4 separate regions of the Homo sapiens genome follow, and regions 2, 3 and 4 are each linked to region 1. A link is an interaction called in ENCODE POLR2A ChIA-PET data of the cell type or tissue named here. Cell type or tissue: CD4-positive, alpha-beta T cell. All regions are shown on one strand. Links, peaks and the distances in the headings refer to the core of each region. The heading gives the core; the rest is flanking DNA. Region 1 overlaps TMEM272 (transmembrane protein 272). Region 2 overlaps WDFY2 (WD repeat and FYVE domain containing 2). Region 3 overlaps SERPINE3 (serpin family E member 3). Region 4 overlaps INTS6 (integrator complex subunit 6).

What was found. ChIA-PET counts read pairs that join two places held together with the same protein. Peaks named below come from ENCODE experiments on the same cell type or tissue, not always from the same donor. Only the 100,000 strongest peaks of a DNase experiment are listed, where the experiment ranks them.
Region 2: POLR2A ChIA-PET joins it to region 1 with 9 read pairs; 3 of 35 experiments call an interaction of 5 or more read pairs at or near these places.
Region 3: POLR2A ChIA-PET joins it to region 1 with 5 read pairs; 2 of 35 experiments call an interaction of 5 or more read pairs at or near these places.
Region 4: POLR2A ChIA-PET joins it to region 1 with 5 read pairs; 3 of 35 experiments call an interaction of 5 or more read pairs at or near these places.

What each region holds. Positions count from the first base shown.
Region 1 is chr13:51,823,417-51,827,961 of GRCh38, reverse strand. TMEM272 (transmembrane protein 272) reads left to right here. Exons shown (of 5, transcript NM_001351003.2): 3 at 1,337-1,396. Among named protein-coding and RNA genes, the nearest start is that of TMEM272, 19 kb to the left of the region's middle. In CD4-positive, alpha-beta T cell, for the core only: no CTCF peak of the experiment used is centred there; DNase peaks (open chromatin) are centred at 1,255 and 2,611; H3K4me3 peaks cover 3,951 bases; H3K27ac peaks cover 4,000 bases.
Region 2 is chr13:51,762,384-51,766,928 of GRCh38, reverse strand. WDFY2 (WD repeat and FYVE domain containing 2) reads right to left here. Exons shown (of 12, transcript NM_052950.4): 12 at 1-4,545. It also overlaps a transcript of DHRS12 not described here. Among named protein-coding and RNA genes, the nearest start is that of DHRS12, 40 kb to the left of the region's middle. RefSeq lists an enhancer at 2,089-2,408. In CD4-positive, alpha-beta T cell, for the core only: no CTCF peak of the experiment used is centred there; a DNase peak (open chromatin) is centred at 2,308; H3K4me3 peaks cover 902 bases; H3K27ac peaks cover 2,272 bases.
Region 3 is chr13:51,342,301-51,346,845 of GRCh38, reverse strand. SERPINE3 (serpin family E member 3) reads right to left here. Exons shown (of 10, transcript NM_001386375.1): 4 at 2,361-2,594. It also overlaps a transcript of INTS6 not described here. Among named protein-coding and RNA genes, the nearest start is that of MIR5693, 4.1 kb to the left of the region's middle. In CD4-positive, alpha-beta T cell, for the core only: no CTCF peak of the experiment used is centred there; no DNase peak of the experiment used is centred there.
Region 4 is chr13:51,418,732-51,423,276 of GRCh38, reverse strand. The region is part of intron 4 of INTS6 (integrator complex subunit 6); the gene reads left to right. Among named protein-coding and RNA genes, the nearest start is that of INTS6, 32 kb to the left of the region's middle. In CD4-positive, alpha-beta T cell, for the core only: no CTCF peak of the experiment used is centred there; no DNase peak of the experiment used is centred there; H3K4me3 peaks cover 662 bases.

The DNA.
Region 1 (4,545 bases), core at 416-4,415:
AGGGAGAAACCTTGTTTCTGGAAGTTCTGTCAGCAGAGCGAGAAAGCTTTTTCCTGACTCTCAGTAAATCTCCCAATATAAGTCATGAGCCCATCCACTAATAACGTATCTGGTAAGTGGGGCTCTGCTGGTTAATTGAGGGTGAAACTTCATGCCCTTTTCTATGGCCAGGGTGGGATCAGCTTCTGCCAGAGCACATAAACGGCACAGCAGAATGGGGAGGTAGGGAGGTGGGGGTACCCGAAAATAATTAAGGTGATGACCTAGAGAGGAAGGAGTAGATGCTACAGAAGCTACCATGAGGTTCACTCAGAGATCCTCTGCTCTCAGCATGACAACAGGACTCAGCAGAAAGCACAGATGTGTGATGCTGTCAAGACTCTGACAGTGGGAACTGGGGGGCAGGCCTACCCAAGAGGCATTCAAATTCACACTTTCAAAAAAAAATGCTGGCCAAGCAAAACCTATATCTGCAGATATATCTGCCGATCTGGAGAACAGATGAGGAAACCAAGAAGCAAAGCAGGGAAGTAATTGCCTAATCACAAAAGTTGCCATACCCTGAGGTCCTTGTGCATACATCTGTCACCACCTTTTACAGAAGAGGAAAACGGCTTCCGGATGTCAACGAATTTGCCCAAAGCCACATGGCCAGTGAGTGACAGGGCCAGGATTTGGACCCAAGCCTGTGTAGCCCCCATTCCTCTGTTCTTTCCCAATGTCTAAAAGTTGGATTGGTGGCATTAACAGAAAGAAAAACCCCAAGCCAGTTCAAAGCTCTATTATACTGTGTGTCAGCAAGAAGTTTTAGGAGCCCATCTAATGTCATGGGCTGTGGAATATATAACCAAGTGAATGGAAAGGGAAGAAGATTTTGTGAAGCAAATACTTTCAGTGATAAAGTGAGTTGTCAGTGAATTTTATCCAGGGAAGAGAAGAACCATCTGCCCTGAGTACAGGCACCCAGGAAGCACAGGGTGAATCCTGCCTGGCTCAGTGGATGCCGGCAGCTTCTGGCATCCTGGCACGGGCACAGTGGCAGTTTATAAACTCCTTTTCCATAAGCTGTCAGACTTGGAGAGGTCCTGCAGGATATCTGGGCCTTGGCATCGGCAAAGTGATCACGAGAGATGTTCAGCTCTCTGAGAAGTGCAAGTCTTGGCTTGCATCCACTGTGTGGGAGCCCCAGGCGAGCTGCGACCTTCTCCTCCTGTCTGCTGACTTGCCACTGGAGAGAAAGTCAGGTTTCACAGGATGCTTAAGAAACTGCAGTGAAGAGGAAATGCAGGGGTCTGTGTGTTTCTAACCCAGTGCCTGCCCCTTCTTCTCCTTGCAGCCTGCTTCGTTGTTGTGCTCTGTGCTTTCCTGGCTCTGCCGCTGTCCATGACCTTCATAGGTAAGCTGCCTTCCGAGCTGCTGGACGCCACAGGTCAGCCAGGTTGGGGCATGGACCCAAGGCATGTAATCTTTAAACATTAAATATGTGTTTAAGAAGAACTGGCCAGCCCGATGATTCCCAGACACCTATGTGCCATCTCAGAATGACTTGGTGAAGATTTAAAAAATACACATTCCTGGGCCCCGCCCTGGGAGATATCAGTGCAGTATATCTGGGTGGGGACAGACACTCTCTTTTAGAAATCTGTCCCCAGATGATTCTGATCCCTCCAGCCCAAGTTTGGAAGTGACTGGGCTAGAGGTTTCCCAAAGTCCCTTCCCAGTTCCTATGTTCCCTTGTGGAAGCAGGTTGCAAGCAATACAAAAAATGCACCTGGCGTTAGGTGATGTATGGGCACTCTATACATTTTTTTTTTTTTTTTTTTGCTGAATGAATGAGTAAATATTTCCATAAATCACGTATATTAAACAACCTCATAATCCAGAAGTGTGAGGTCTAGCGAAGGTCAGGGGAGGGGCAGGATGGGGGAAGCTCCTTAAGTAGCTAAAAATTGTTATCACGTGTCAGTGAAATTAATCTCATGCTCCTGAACATTGCTAATGGGAGCCCTGTGTACAGGACCTAGCTACCCCTATTTACCTAGAAGCCCAGCATGGCTGGGCATGGTGGCTCACGCCTGTAATCCCAGCAGTTAGTGGGGCTGAGGCGGGCCGATTGCTTGAGCCCAGGAGTTTGAGACTAGCCTGGGCAACATAGTGAGACCTTGTCTCTACCAAAAAATGCAAGTCTTGACTTAAAAATTAGCTGGGTGTGGTTGCGTGTGCCTGTAGTCCCAGCTACTCGGGGGACTGAGGTGGGATGATCGTGCCACTATACCTCCAGCCTGGGCAACAGGACTGAGACCCTGTCTCCAAAAAAAAAAAAAAACACAAAAACAAAAAAGAAGCAGCTCAGCAGGCCCAGTGTTCTAGGTCCAAGCTCACAGCATATTGGAGCAGAAAGTAAAAGAGCATAGGAGTTGTTGCAAAACAGCAACAACGAAACACCCAGTACCCTAATTGCTTAATGGGTAGGAGCCTTCCTTTTGAGGTGATGAAAATGTTTTCGAACTAGATGGAGGTGGTAGTTGCACAACACTGTGAATCCACTAAATGCCACTGAATTATTCACTTTAGAATGGTTTCTTTTGTTATGTAAGTTTCACCCTGCCACCCCTGCTAAAGCCACAATACTAAAAATGGAAACAAAAACAGTATCCTTAGATCTGTAAGACATGAAAGCTAACAGCCTGACAGGAAATAAAAAAGAAGATAAGATTTTAAGGTTTGCAGAGAACTGAAACAGCCAAGTAGTCTGGGGCCATTTAGTGTAAGAGTGAACAATTCAATCACTTCAGCAGGCCCTGGTGCTGTGATTATTACAGTGCAATTCAAAAATTAACACTTATTATATGGCTCTGTTCTTCCAAGAAGAGTTCACAAGATGTTAGGCATGCCCTGCTTATGAAGTCGGGGGTACTCTCCAGAGGGCATTCTATGCAAAATCTGTAAGGTAAGAGAACCCTAGCCTTTGGACCCTGTGGTTAGTTACCTTTCTTTTTGCTTTCTTTTGAGACAGGGTCTCACTCTGTCGCCCAGGCCGGAGTGCAGTGGAGCGATCTCGGCTCACCGCACCCTCTGCCTACCCGGCTCAAGTGATTCTTGTGCCTCAGCCTCCTTAGTAGCTGGGATTACAGGCGCCCACCACCATGCCTGGCTAATTTATATATTTTTAGTAGAGACAGGGTTTCACCACGTTGGCCAGGCTGGTCTTGAACTCCTGACCTCAAGTGATCTGCCCGCCTCGGCCTCCCAAAGCGCTGGGATGACAGGCATGAGCCACCGCGCCCAGCCAGTTATCTTTCAAATGAACTTAACTGCAACAATTCATCCACCAATAAGGCTGCATAAAAGAGACAAGACCCCACAAGCCAATTCCCATGGATATTATATTAAAATCACCACATCCACTGCGGAAAGAGGGTTTTGGAGGTGTTATTGCTTCTAGAGCAATATTGGTTATAGAGTTTGTGTTTGGGGTGATGAAAACATTTTGGAAATAGATAGTGGTGATGGTTGCACAAGATGATGCATGTAATTATGCCGATGAATTGTACACTTAAATATGGTTAAAATGGCAATTTTTGTTGAGATATTTTATCACAATAACAAATATTTTAAAAATCACTACATTTGGTAGTTGTTATCAACTGAACTAGGGAGAGATCTAAAACCAAAAAGAATAATCGTGATACTGCAGATCAGACAAGAAAGAAAATCTAGAGTTAAGGTAGGTCCTAAGAAGTACATGAGAACACAGGGGGAAAGATGGCTTTTATTAAATTTATTAGGATCGTTTTAAGCCATCTGTGCACTGATTGACTCTCCTGTGAACAGCAGCTGTTTTTATTCATTGGGAATGAGCAGATATCTAAGCCATTACTCAATGTTCATTTCACAGCTGGCTTTTGAATTGAAAGGCAGTCCATGTCCAACAAATTTGGCACCAAGTACTTAAAGGTCTTTGTGTGAAAAGGCTGTGTTGAGACTTGGAAAGTATTTCCATTTAATAACAAATTCACCTAAACATCAGAGATAACTAAAAGACAAGCCTCCATAGGTTGATGATTGGATCAACGTGTATATTTGACTAAACTCTGTTTTGGGCCCTGAATTTATGGCTCTCTGTATACCTAGAAAATTTTGTTCATTTCAATGGAATATGGTGTAGTCATAGAAAAACAGTTTACTCCCTCTGCTTAAGTATCAAGGCATTTATAGGGAATAAAATTCCAAATCAAAGCTAAAAGTCTAAATGTCATTTAAACAGGAGGCTTTGGTTCTACAGTAAGAATTCCCTTTCTTGGACTCTGTTGACAGATGTGTTAGTCAGGGTAACTTAACTGTGCTACAGCCACAAATTAACCCTGGAATCCCAGTGGCTTAACACTGTAAGAGTTTATTTCTTGCTTACGCAAATTCCATCATGGCTCAGGGGGCATGGGGACTTCTCAGGCAATGTGATGACATAATAGTCCAGTCTGCTTCAATCTTGAGAACAATCCATCTCCACCCATGGTTTCCAGGTGGTCAAAGCAGAGGAAGCAA
Region 2 (4,545 bases), core at 311-4,310, 61 kb after region 1:
ATCTAGACAGCAGGTGGAGTGGTCTGGAACCTCCCCCTCCCACCAACTGGACAGAACCCACAGGGCTAAACAGCACAGCAAGGTTGTCGGTGTGTGCGTGGCCACATGTAACCGTGATGGGACCATAGCTGCAGAAAGGTTTTCACAGAGATTTATTTTAAACCGTGGCGGCAACTCCGCATTGAGAGTTGTACATTGGTAATGGCTACACGTATATTTTGGTTAGAGGAAAGCACAGTGGGAAAGTGAGCGGAGTAAAAACATTCACAATATTCAGCAGCATTTGATTGGGGGCCTGGATACAGATGTTTCAATATCCTAGGAAATTCTTGCTCATTACCACCTAATCACATTCAGGAAGTCAATGTCAGGACTGGCAGGGAGTGTGGCAAATGCCGGAGGGGTCCAGCTAGACCACACGGGAGAAATCTGTTCCAATGTCAGGCTTATTACATTCTCAGCCTGACCCCCTGAAGAATCTCCTCACTTTAAAAAAAGAAAGAAAAAGATATCCATACGGTAATATGCCCACTGCAGCCAGGTCCAGACTTGGGCTGCAGTCCGGTGGATGTAGAGAATGGAAGATCCGTGTCCCTGGTTAGAAGTAGAGCGGTGGGCAGGCACTAATGTGGGGCCAGCACCTTCCCTGTTGTCCAGTTAGTAACGGTTTTTGTACATTTCATATAAAGATTTCCTTTTGCAAAATGACAGCACCTTGAAAAACAAAGTCATTTAAAAAGCAAGGCAAATGGTGTAAGACACAAATCCATAAGAGTACAATGGTTACAAGTGACGCTAGGGTTTTGGCCATACTTCATAGTGGCATATACTACTGACGTAAGGCTGCCATCCACTAAAATGATAAAAAGTGTATATGTGAAACATTTTTCAAATCATTTTCCCTTTTTTTGTGAGTGACAGCTCACCTTCTCATGCATCCCCGAGAACCAAGGGAAAAAAGAATCATAAGTAACAAGGTCAGATTCTCAATCTAACTTTTCAGCCAACCTGCAATTCTTGACACTTCCAAGAAAGTCAGATACTCTTCTTGACTTGTAAAGGTAAACATTTTGAGGTATCTATTTTTAATGAGATGGTACCATGATTAATTTCCACCCTTACCATCTTTAAAAAGAATTTTTTTTGCCCTACAAACTCATGAAAAGAAACTTCACCATCTTTTCTCAAAACCAAACCTAGCAGGCTCTAGATGGAAAAAGTCCAGAAAGCAACTCACTTGATATGATGGAAGACAACAAAGGCATGTGGTGATAGGCTCTCCGTTATCCAAGGGAAGCCAGCAATATGCGGGCAGGTCACTGGTGATGGGCTAGGCATGTCCAATAATAAACGAGACTCAGGGAATCAGAGAATCACAGGATTGGAAGGGACTTTAAGAATGATGATCAAATTCATCCCTCAAGCCTTTAATCTCCCTTTCAACATCTCTGGCAAAGGCTCTACACTGTGTGTTAAAAAAATTCCCTGGTATGGGACATGCAAGGAAGACATCCCATTCCAATTTAGGACCGATCTAATTTTTAGACACTGCTTTCATGTGTTAAACCTAAGTAGGCTTCTTGGTGGAAAGGAGATAATGCTTAAAGGCAAAAATACAAACCACAACCCTGGAGGGTTGACGTGGTTCTTGGTTAAGAAACTGAGCTGAAGTTTAAACAGGAATGCAGATGTTTCTGGACTAAGTTTTGGACATAGATCTTTGGGTCCTACAAGGAAAAGGCAAATGATGTGATAGCAAAGACAGGCGCTGCCATGCCCCTGCACGGTGTTCCTGCCTCCACAGGGCCAGGTCTCCCAGACAGACCTGTACCTGAATTGACGAAACTCTCTGCCTTCCTGTTGCAAGTGCCCCTGTAAGGAGGACCTCCCACATTGTACTGGAATCATCTGTGACTTGCAAGAGCAGGAAGTGGAGGGCAGCAGCTGCCTGTGTCTGCACCCAAACACTCGGCACCGCCTGTCCGTGCAACGCCACACTTGACTAGAACAATCCTCTCCTGCCACAGGGCCAGGGCTTTCCTTTTCCACAGTGGAGCAGCTGAGCCCAACACACCTTTGGCGTTAGTCTGGGAGTCCTTCCTGGTTGCGGGCCGTGCACTGATAGTCTCCACCTCCTCCTCTCAGACTCCAGTGAGAGGCTGTGCACCCAAAGATCCAGAATTAGTTACCCTGAGTCACCTTCAGTTAACAGTTCTAGGGATTTCCAAAGAAAAAGAAACTGATACTATTATAATATAAACTAATAGTAGCATTGGCTGCAGGAGGAGCCTCTGGGGAAACCCCTCGTGGTGAGCTGTGTGCTGCTTTCCTCTGAGGCCAGGGAGCAGCAGCATCTGATAGTGACGAGCTCAATTCTGGGATGGCAGCTGAGCCACTTGGCTGTTCTCCGGCAGCTCCAGCCCACTTGTGATCCCTGGACACACCACACTGACTCCAGCTCTCAGGCCTTTGTTTGTTTATGCTGTTTCTGAAGCCTGGAAAGTCATTTCCATTTTTCCCCCTTATGACTCACTCCTCATCCTTTAACACTGAGCTCAAAGTCCCTTTCCTCTGTGAAGCCCCTCCTGCCACACCTGCTGGGTTAGTGGCACCCTGGCATGCCTCTATCATAACCACATTGCACTGAAAAGACCCATTTACTCACTGTGTGACCTCTGCCCAGCCTGAGAATGGGCCTCAGACACCTTGCACTGCCAGTGCCTAAAGCCTGGTGGCTGGTGAGCGCTCAACACGGTTGACATGAACATTCAAATCTCAGGGATCATCTAGATAACTCAGTGTTCAACATGATCTTAATTTCTGTGTTTTCCAATCAAGTTAATAAATATCTGTCTTCGTACCAGGAAAAATTCAATATTATTTTAAAGGAGAAAAAATAAGAATGTATTGGTAAAATGCTTTCTCTCACTTCGAAATATCTTAGTGAACAAGAACACTGACATAGAATTAAAATTCTATGAACAGCCATAACCAAAGGAATCTCATTTAGTGAATATTTATGTCCAGTAACTGCAACCCACACTTAGAGCTATCCTTTTGCTTAAAAACAAAAATTTGGGCCTTAAGAAGTGATTAATATCAGGCAAAAATAAATTATACTTTTGTTTATTTATTCAGGGCCTTGCTCTGCTGCCCAGGCTGGACTGCAGTAGTGCAATCATAGCTCACTGCATCCTTGAATTCCTGGGCTCGAGTGATCCTCCCGCCTCAGCTTCCTGAGTAGCTGGGAATACAGGTGTGTGCCACCACACCCAACTAAGTTTTGAATTTTTGGTAGTGACAGGATCTTGCTGTGTGGCCCAGGCTGGTCTTGAACTCCTGGGCTCAGCAATCCTCCCACCTTGTCCTCCCAAAGTGTTCAGATTATAGGTGTGAGCCATGGCACCTGGCCTTTACTTTTATAAAATGAATCTCAGAAAATGAAAATGTGATATTCCATAAGGGCAGTGCTGTAAGCCTGGGAATCGCAGCCAAACGGGGCAGGGTGAATTTTAAGTGCCACTGGATTTCCATTTCAGTTTTGCCTCTGGGGTGGTCTGAGGGGAATGTATAGGAAGGAATTTATGTGGATGAAGGCAATAATTACCTCCCCCACCACAGGGCCGGAGCCAAAAAAACTGTCATATATGCTTTCGATAAGAGGAACAAAGCTGGTTCCAGAGAGCGCCCTGTCTCAAGGTGCTGAAAGTCTCTCCTCCCACTCATGCCATTACTAAGTAATGTTCAAAAACAGCTATTCCTTGAACATTCTTTTAGATTCTCTTGTTTACATCTCAGCCATATCTAACTGCCCTGTATAACTAATGTGTTTTCTGCTTGAAACACTCTAGATCTCTGAAGATCCCTTCCAGTTTTGTGACTTTATGATTTCTGGAAATAATTAAAACCAAATGAGAAACACGTTATGGTGGATTGACCCCATACAAAATGACATAAGATTCCAAATGCTTAATCTCAAACCATTTTGCTATTGTGAAGATACACTCAGGCAGTAATGTCAAGTAATGTCATTCGTTTGGAGGAACCAAGAACATGTGGTTGGTTTTGCCCCATCAGGTAGAGAACAACTCTGCGTATGATATGTGTAGATCTGCCACTTTCTCAGCGCAGGCATGTTAGGCATTATTTGTAAAAGCTGCTATATGTTTAAGTAATAGAGCAAAAATATATGTAAAGTGCAAATCCAACAGGGTAAAACAAGAATTATGAGAGTTCACCTAGACAGAACAAGAGCCAAGTGCTGGCGCCAGCTTTTACTCCTAAGGAATGGAGCCTCCATTTCCATAAAATGCTTGGAAGACACCCAACACCAGCACATATTTCTCTACAAATTACAAAAATGGGGGAGACACTTAATGCAAAACGCAAGAATTCACAGTATTACAAACACACAGTTGGTTTGCTAAACGCATTTCACCAAATTCAAGCACCCACACAGATGAGAGAAAAGGAAAGAGCAATGGATACCTTGACATATCTGGTTTTCTGATGATGATTCTCAACACCAGTGGGCTGTGAAGTGGC
Region 3 (4,545 bases), core at 162-4,161, 480 kb after region 1:
CCTGTCTCAGCTCCTTGTGCTGTCAGGGACCCAAGGCACCAGGAGCTGCTCTCAACTTTTGGGGACTGTTGAGCGATATGGTCATTTTATAAAAATCCTAGACCTAGAGTCTTTAAGATAACCTCACAGGGCCAGAGTCAGAGGCTCTGTAGGGCTGGGTATGGGGGCGACAATGACAACCCCTGCTGGGGGATGAGGGTGTGGAGAGGGAAATGGAAAGTGAGAACTCAGAAGTCCTGACACCTGGGTGACCAGTCAGGGGAGGTGGGGGCAGTGAGTCATCTCTGGAGTTGGGTTGGTAGAGTATTTATTAAAATATGTTCATTGCAAATTGATATGTGTTTATAACCAGCTGTTGCTGAAGACCCTGCTTTTTATTCTTTTCTGAACAGGTTGGGATGCTGCTCCTGGTTCTGTTTGGGGCCATTTCCTAGGAATTATTAGACATTCCCTCCCCAGGCAGACCCTTGGAAGGAGTATGTGCTGTGATGGGAGATCCTGCACATTGTCGCCCCCAGTCCCCACCCTGCCCCGCTGCTGAGCTGAATCTCTCACTGAGCCTTTGCTTAGAAAACAATATTCAAGGTATGGTCTTTGTAGGGCTGCAGTTAAAATTTCATGCAGTGTCAGAAAGAGGAGCTGGCAGACCACCCTTAAGGGGATAGTTTTTGTCCCAGCTGTTTATTTGTTTAATATGCACACACTTTGTGATAGGCTCTGTTCTAAGTGCTTTAGCAAATCCTCACCGACTCCTCCTAACAGTTCTATTATTATTCCCTATTTCACAGGTGAGGGAACTGAGGCTCAGAGAAGTTGGGCAAGGTCACATACTTATGAGGGGTGAAGCCACCATCCACCCAGTTACCCAATGCAATGTGGATTGCATTGAAATAGAACCCTAGCAGCTCCATGGAAAGCTTGGATTTGAACCCAAGCAGCCTGGCTCTGGACTCTGTGCTCTGAGCAACTGAGCCAACTGCCCCTTTTTCTTAGAGGACAATCAGCCTGCACTGGGAGCTGCTTCTCTGGCCTTACGCCCTGGCAGCACAAGGATGTGAGCAGGGAATTAAACATATTTAAGTAAATTGAAAAGACATGGTAAAATAAAAGAGCATGAGAGAGAACTTTATCACAAAAGATGTTAATTTTTGCATTTAATTCTGCCATCCTTGTCCACACACTTACTGTTTTCCATTCAGTCGTAGTATACATATCACTTCCTATTCTGCTTTTTTTTTTTTTTTTTTTTTTTTGAGATGAAATCTCACTGTTGCCCAAGCTGGAGTGCAGTGACGCAGTCTCAGCTCACTGCAACCTCTGCCTCCTGGGTTCAAGCGATTCTCCTGCCTCAGCCTCCCCGAGTAGCTGGGATTACAGGCACATGCCACCATGCCTGGCTAATTTTTTGTATTTTTAGTAGAGACGGGGTTTCACCATGTTGGCCAGGCTAGTCTCAAACTCCTGACCTCGTGATCTGCCCGCCTTGGCATCCCAATCCTATTTTGCTTTTTAACCAACACTGGGTCTTGAATGTTCTCCACATTGCTATGAAACTTTTGAAATGATCAAGGATGCTGGAGCCGGACCACCTGGGTTAGAATCCTGGCCTGTGGACCCTGGGCAGGAGGCTGAGCCTTCTGTGCCTCAGTTTCTCCATTTATAGAATGGGGAGAGTAATAGCGCCTACCCCTTAGGATTATTGTGAGGGTGAACTGAGACAATCAACTGGGAGCAGTGCTAACTAAATAAACTAAACACTCAGTAAACGTTCATGATTTTAATTATCTTTCATAATAATTACAACTGTATAACATGCAGGTGCTGTGCTACACTGATTCACACCTCATTGCTGGGCAGCGAGGCTGTTTGTAAGTCTCTTTCTTCAATAACACTGAGCTAAACATCTTATTGTGTGTAACTTTTTCTTAAATTATTTCCTTAACCTAAATTCCCAGGAAACCACTTTTTTTGGCTCCTGTTGCACTTTGCCATCACAGGTGGTTTATTATAAATGAGAGCAGAGCTCAGTCGGGGGACAGTTGCATGGGAGAAAGCCTGTGGGGTCCTCCGAGGTGGGAGGCTCTGAAGAGCACAATTCTGTGTTCTTGTGTGCTCTTGTGGCTCGTGTGTGTGTGTGTGTGCCCATGTGTATATTTGTGTGGGAGAGGGTCAGAGCAGGAAGAGAGGCAGAAAGGGACTTAGTGTCCCCTTGTCATTCAAGGGTAGGATCTCCTAAGAGGACAGACTTCTGCTGTAATTGAAGGTGGCCTGAGCACCATGGCCTCTGACAAGTGATGGGTGAGACTCTGTCTCTGCAGCCCTCTGCCTTAGCCTTGTTGAAATGTACAGTTTTCTTTTACCTGCAGTCTCTCTGGAGGCCCCTTCGCTAGTCTGGATGGCGGTGCTATTGGGCTCACTGAGGTCGGCTGGTTCCAGGCTGCTGTTAGCCCACCAGGAGACGTGCTCCACAAAGCAGGGGGACAGTGGCGTTCCCACTTGCACAAAAAGGCTGCAGGCCAGCTCCATCTCGGTGCCTTGGCTGGAGGTGGGTAGTGTGGCATAAACAGCATGCAAGAAATCTTTCACCCTTTTGTCTGTGAAAAACAAGTTGGGATAAGTTGACAATGGTGAGTGTGAGTAAGGAGTTAGCACAACCTCCAGCACACATTGCATTGAGATGGAACGCCAGCAACTCCACTCTTGCTCATAAGGTTCATCTACCATACAAAGCCAGTTTGAAAAAGTCATAGCTAATGTGCTCAGAAATCAGCCTGGATCCACCAATTAAAAGTTGGGAAGAAACCATGCTAGATATGAAAGAAATCAAGCTGCAATGAAGTCAAATAGAAAAACACTACCAACATCCAGTAGATGAATAGAGGATATTCTTCCTTAATTTTCTGCTTTAGGAAGGTTGATGTGTGTTGGAGTAGAGATTCTAGGGCTGGGAAAACAGCAGGTCCAGGGTGCAGGGTGATGGGGTTTCAAACACATCAGGAGATTTATGTGCAATGTTACAGTGACAATGATGGGAGGTGGCCAGGATGTTGTGCTGTCAATATGTCTTGTACGGGGCTTTAAATCCATTCCCACAACTGCGTGTCATGAGCCTGAGTAACATTTGGATTCAGCCTTGTGTAGAACTATGCTTTCAATTTGAGAAATACAGAGGAAAAGTAAGAACTCCTCCCATCCCCCGTTTCCCTAAGACCCAGCAGACAGCTTGTGTTATTAATGTCAGTGAAAGGCTGCAAGAATGTCAAGGAAATAATAAGCATTTGAGGGAGTCGATAGCTTCCACCTTCGTGGATGGCAGCTGGACTTCTATTTATTTACTGTTTATACAGGAGATTGCTTCCTTCTTTCCATGATCAATAGTGGATTTTGTTTTCATGTTATTATTCACAAGCTGCAGCTTCTGTCCTCCCCCAGGCATCCCATAGCTGGAACGAGGGCTCTTGCCCACTGGTGAGTCCAGACACAGTGGCGTACCCCAAGCTTCTCATTCCTGACACATGCAAGCTGAGTGTTTCCAGAAGTGAAGCCCCCTTGCTTAGGCTGCTTCTACTCCCTTTTAGGCACAGCCCTGCAGTTATCTACAAACCCTCCCTGTAAGACAAAATGCTGGGTATCTTTTCCTCCACTACCTGGCTCCGGCTGGTTTTCACTGGGATGAAACTCTCACTCACTTGGGGTCTGTCCCCTCTGACACCCTTCATGTTGCAGAAGCCAAGCCAGGAGGCAGCAGCAGACCCCTGAGTTTCCTGGCTAATGTTCTCTGGAGGCACGGGAACCCAGAGTCCACCCTGGCCAGGGTCCCCAGCCAAACGAGGCTGCAGAGGACAATAGTAGGCAGACATCACTTGTCCACAATATGTTCACTACCGAAGCTGCTCCTGAGAATCCACAATTGCAAAAGACTGACTCAGAATCTTGATCTCATGAATCAGCCTAACTTAAGTGCTTGCATTTGAGTGTAGTAAGAAAAAAATGGATAAAAACATACTTATAATCAGATTTTACTCTATCGAGGAAGGTCACATGTATTTCTGAGATCACATTCCTAGGAATGTTGACTGTCTGCAGAGAAGAATTGAAACACTTCCCTTGTCCATAGTGTGGTGTGACCTGAGGAATGGTCACAGAACTCTCCTCTCCATCTTTCCACCCTCTCTGGGCCAGGGGACCCACATTCTTTTAGTCAGAAACATTAAAATAGTAGAGTAAGTTGGCTTGAAGTGAATTTTTGTGTGAAATCTTTTCTCTGCCCTAGCCTAGTTTGTCCATGCACATTTGCACACAGGAAGAACATTTTTAGACCTGCCAGAATATGCAATGACAGGGTAAAAAATGCCGGAGGTTGACTGTGTTCATAGACATTGTGCTAAACACTCAACACTCCTGATCACACTGAATGCTTTTGACAGTCCTGTGAATTGAGGGCTATTATTATCCCCATTTTATATATGAGCGAGCAGAGGCCCAGACAGATTAACAAAGGTGCTCAGTGTCACCCAGGTATAGGTGGTGGGGCTTTACTGCCCT
Region 4 (4,545 bases), core at 269-4,268, 400 kb after region 1:
CTTAATTTTCTAGACAGTTGCTGCAAAAATACCCTTCCAGAATGAATTCGTTAGATTTTGAATTGTGAAAGTATATTTTAAATTAATTCAGCAACAGTTTTCCTTGTGATACATAGTTACTTTGGCTGTGTATAAGAATAGCGGCAGCTCCATACGTTTATATTTAGTTCTATATTTATGTTCTAGGTACTGGGGACACACAGATGGAATTAAGCAAGGCTAGAAAACGTATTATCTTTGAAGACAGGCAAGTAAATAAACATTTGTAATACATTAAGATAAATCTCATGGCAGAAATAAACAGAAGGTTCTGAGACAGCGTAAAGAAAGGAGTAAAGTTTTGAGGGAAGAGTAAGGAATTGAGCCATGACATATCAGGAAGAGAAAACAGTATGCAAAAGCATGAAGACTTGAAAACAGTGTATCAGGAGATTATAAATTGTACACCTGGAGTATGGAAAGTATAGGTAGGAAGAGTAGAAGCTTGAAATGTAGGTAGAGGGCAGGTAATAGCACCCTAAGGAGACAGGACTTCATTCTGTTAGCATTTGCAGGGAAGGTATTGAAGATTTTAAGCAGGTGAGTCACATGATCAGATTTGCATTTTAGTAAGATTACTGTGCCAGCAAGGTGAAAGGTAGACTGGAGGGTGGTAAGATGGGAAGAGTTAGCAAACTACATGTAACAACCTAGAAGATATGGGGAATGCCAAAACTTAGCTAGTGCTGGACAGGAAGGCAGAATTCTGAGAGGTTCGGTAGGTAAGCTAGGCAGGTTTTCAAAGATGATTTGTAAGATAGGAGAAAAAAGGCAAAGTATTTGACAGGAGCCCTGAACCTAGGGTCCATGCTTGGTCTGAGGAGAGTTCTGTGAATTCCCTGACATCCTGTCTACACATTGTCCATCTGTGTGCATGAACTTTTTTCTGGGTAAAGAGATCCATAGCTTTAATCATATTCTCAAATAAGTAAAAATATACTGGTTTAGTATTATTTTCCACTTTCCAACTTGGGCATCTATGTGGATATTTGGTAGTGTTAACTGAGATGTGGGTGATAAAAAATAAAGGAGGAGAAAGGAAGGTAAAGTAATTGACAGACAAAGTATCATTACCTTTCGTGTAAGGATGTTTTAAAGGATTTATAATTTAACATTTAAAACAATTACCTCAAAGACTTTTTCTTGCCTTTTAACATTATGTTTTAGGAAAATATTTTGTATTTAAAAATTGAAATGAGCAGATTCTGATAGTTAAATTTTTTTTTTACTTTGAAGCAGATTTAAATAAATAAGCGTTAAATCAGCTTTTAAAGTTTGTTTGAAATTTAAGGACATATGATATGAACATTTAAAATTGCTTATTTCAAGCAAACATTGAAAATTCTACAGAATGCTAGGTTAAGAGCAGTGTGTGTGTGTGTTTTACTCTGTGTACTGGTGTCAAGTAAGTCAGAGGATACTAGCCTAATTTTTTATTTAATAGATTGGCACTTTTCTGTTAAACTTAGCCTATTTGGGTGTTTCATGCTTCTCCATGTCAGATTTCAATTTTGAGAGAATGAAAATGTTGAGTATGTGGTTTTCTGATGGTGCACTCTCTTGTAAATAACCCTTAGGCTGCTAGTCATTTATAAATACCTTGATAATACTTATTTAGCTGTATTTCCATAGTGATTTTATTTAACTTCCACTTTCACTTGTTCTTTTCAGATGTAATACTGTAGATATTAAACTTTTTAGACTTTTATATTAGGAATAACCTTAGTGCAGTGACTAGAAAGACATTGAAACTATGGGCTTTACATCAAGGCAAGGCTGCATTTTGATCTAGACAAGGCTGTTTTGGTATATTTTTCCCCACGCTCTGTCTTTTCAGATTGAATTACTGATTTTTCCCCCTTTGTTTTGTTTGTTGTGGTTTTGATGTTTTTTTTCCTTTCAGCTAAAGGAGCAGCCCAGTGGTTTTCAAGAAGTGCTAAAGTGCACTGACTGTCTCATGATGACTGGTGCCTCAGGGAGGGTCATGATTCCTGGATACAGGATCGACCTGATCCTGGATGTCACTTCAAGCAGTCAGATCGTGGGGAAAAGCCTTGTCTAATGGCTAGCCTTCCTCAAAAGTCTGATGCTAGTCATCTCGGAAGGCCTCAGAAAAAGCCTTAAAGGTGAGCAGAGTAGAGTGTAGTTCTCTCTGGGGGCTATGACTATTTGTTGGAGAATCTGATTCAACATAGAATGACAACCCTAAACTGATAAATCCAGGTTCAATTGGTAATTAACTTTGAGCTTATAAATTGGTTGATGATGATTATCAGACCCCAGCTTTTGAGTTAGTAGAACCACCTTGCTAAGCTTAAGATCTGTAAGTGAGGAACTCGGTATTTCCTGGGGCTCTTCACAGCTTTAGGTTAGTATCTGTTGTCTTAGACCGAAATAGCCTTGCTATCATAGCTAAGGAACACTTTGGTTACAAAATTGCACTTGGTTGTTAAGTATGGATAGTTTTTTTTTTTTTTTTTTAATTTAGCTAGCAAGGTATTCTCTTGATTTGTATATTTATTAGATACCAGTTATTTGGTATTACCAATTATCAGGGTTTGGAAGGATAAGTTTGCATTTGCTTTGTCTGTTATAATAACCTTTTTTAAAAAAACATAGCTACCTTTGAACCAAGTTTGGATTTATGTAGCTCGTATTTTATTGCATTCTGTTGAAGAATATTAGTACTACCTGCATCATTTCAATGACATTTTTAGCACCAGAAAAAGATTCTCCAGAGATGTTTTGAGTATTTTGGAAAAAGTTTAATTCTGGGCCTCTTTCTCTGTGATTTGAAGCACTCACAGAACTCAGTTATTCATGTAATAACATTGATTGCTAATAACGTTGATTACTAAATTTAAATGCTAAAGCTTGTCCTAAGACTTAACTTTTTTTTTTTAAATGAACCACCTATATTAGTAAAAAAAAAAAAAAATTAAGTATGTACCATTCCCAGTGTATGCACATTTTTAAATTTAGAAATTATATATGTGACTACTGCATTAATATTATTATGTTAAAAACATATATTAAAATAGAACTTTAAAAAGATGAGAGGAAAAAATTTATACAAAGGAAATTCTGATCTTTGCTTCTTGAATAACATGGATCATGATTTATACTAGGGGTCAGCAAACATTTTCTTTGAAGGGCCAGATAGTGAACATTTTAGGTTTTTCAGCCTGTATAGTGTGTACTGGAACTATTCCACTGTTGGAGGGCAAAAGCAGCCATAGACAGTATGTTAAATGAGTGAGAGTGGCCGTGTTCAATAAAATTTTATTTACAAAAAATAGGCTCTGGGCTGGATTTGGTTGGTGGGCTATAGTTTGCTGATCGCTGGTGTATACCCTGTTTTGTAGACTACTGTTCTAGACCTTGGAGTTGTATTGTACTACTTCTGTTAGATCCTTTTCACATTAGTTTTAGAGAGTGGACTTTATGGAATTGATTTTTCCTTTATGAAGTGGGTAGAACACCACTAGTAGAGAGTATTCAGTTAAAGTGAACAGATGCTTATTGAACAGTAGTGAAGTTCAGATGCAGGGTTAGGTACTGGCTCATGAGTTTGATATGAGAGGTACAGTTATGGCATAGTGTAAGATGTAAAATTATTAAAGCACAAGCTAATAAGATGGTACAGTTGAGAAAGTGAGGCCGGAGCTGGCTCTAGGAAATGTCTTGAGTTGGATTTTGAAAGGTTAATTCAAGTTTGTGAAGTAGATGTATGCAAAGACATAAAGGTCACTGAAGAGAGTTTGGGAGAACTGTATGTACCTCAGTATTGATAGCTGGCAAAGTGTTCAAGAAAAACAGCAGCAGGAAATGAGACTAGATAGATTGGCATGGCACGTCCTATATTCTCTGCCAAGGAGTTTCGACTTTGTCTTACAGATTGATGAAAACCTTATAGATTGAACCTTACAGATGGGAACCTTATGGATTGAAGAGATTTTAGTAGAGGAGAAAGTTATTAGATTTGCATTTTAGAAAGAAGTAGCGTGGACTATACAAAGAGCAGGTTTTTTTGGCACCTCATCTGTTTTCACTTCCTCATAAAAGAGGACATGATTGTAGGTTGAACTATACCAGACATAAAATTAAGAAACTTGGAGTGCTATTTAGCAATAAAAAGGAATGAATTGTGACATGCTACAACATGGATGAACTTGAAAAACATTACCCTAGATGCAAAGGACCTCATATAGCATTATTCCATTTATATGGAATGTCCATAAAGTTGATTAGTGCTTGCCTGGAAGTGTTTGGGAGACTGACTGCAAATGGGCACAGGGATCTTTTTAAGATGTTGGAAATGTTCTAAAACTGCATGGTGGTGATGGTTGTACAACTCTGTAAATTTACTAAAACTCGTTGAACACATAAAATGGATGAATTTCTCAATAAAGTTGTTAAAAAATTAGAAAGACTTTACCTTTGCAATTTGTTGGGGTAAAACTTTGTTGAAGAAAGTATTTCAGTATTGCAGGTTGTCAAGTGATT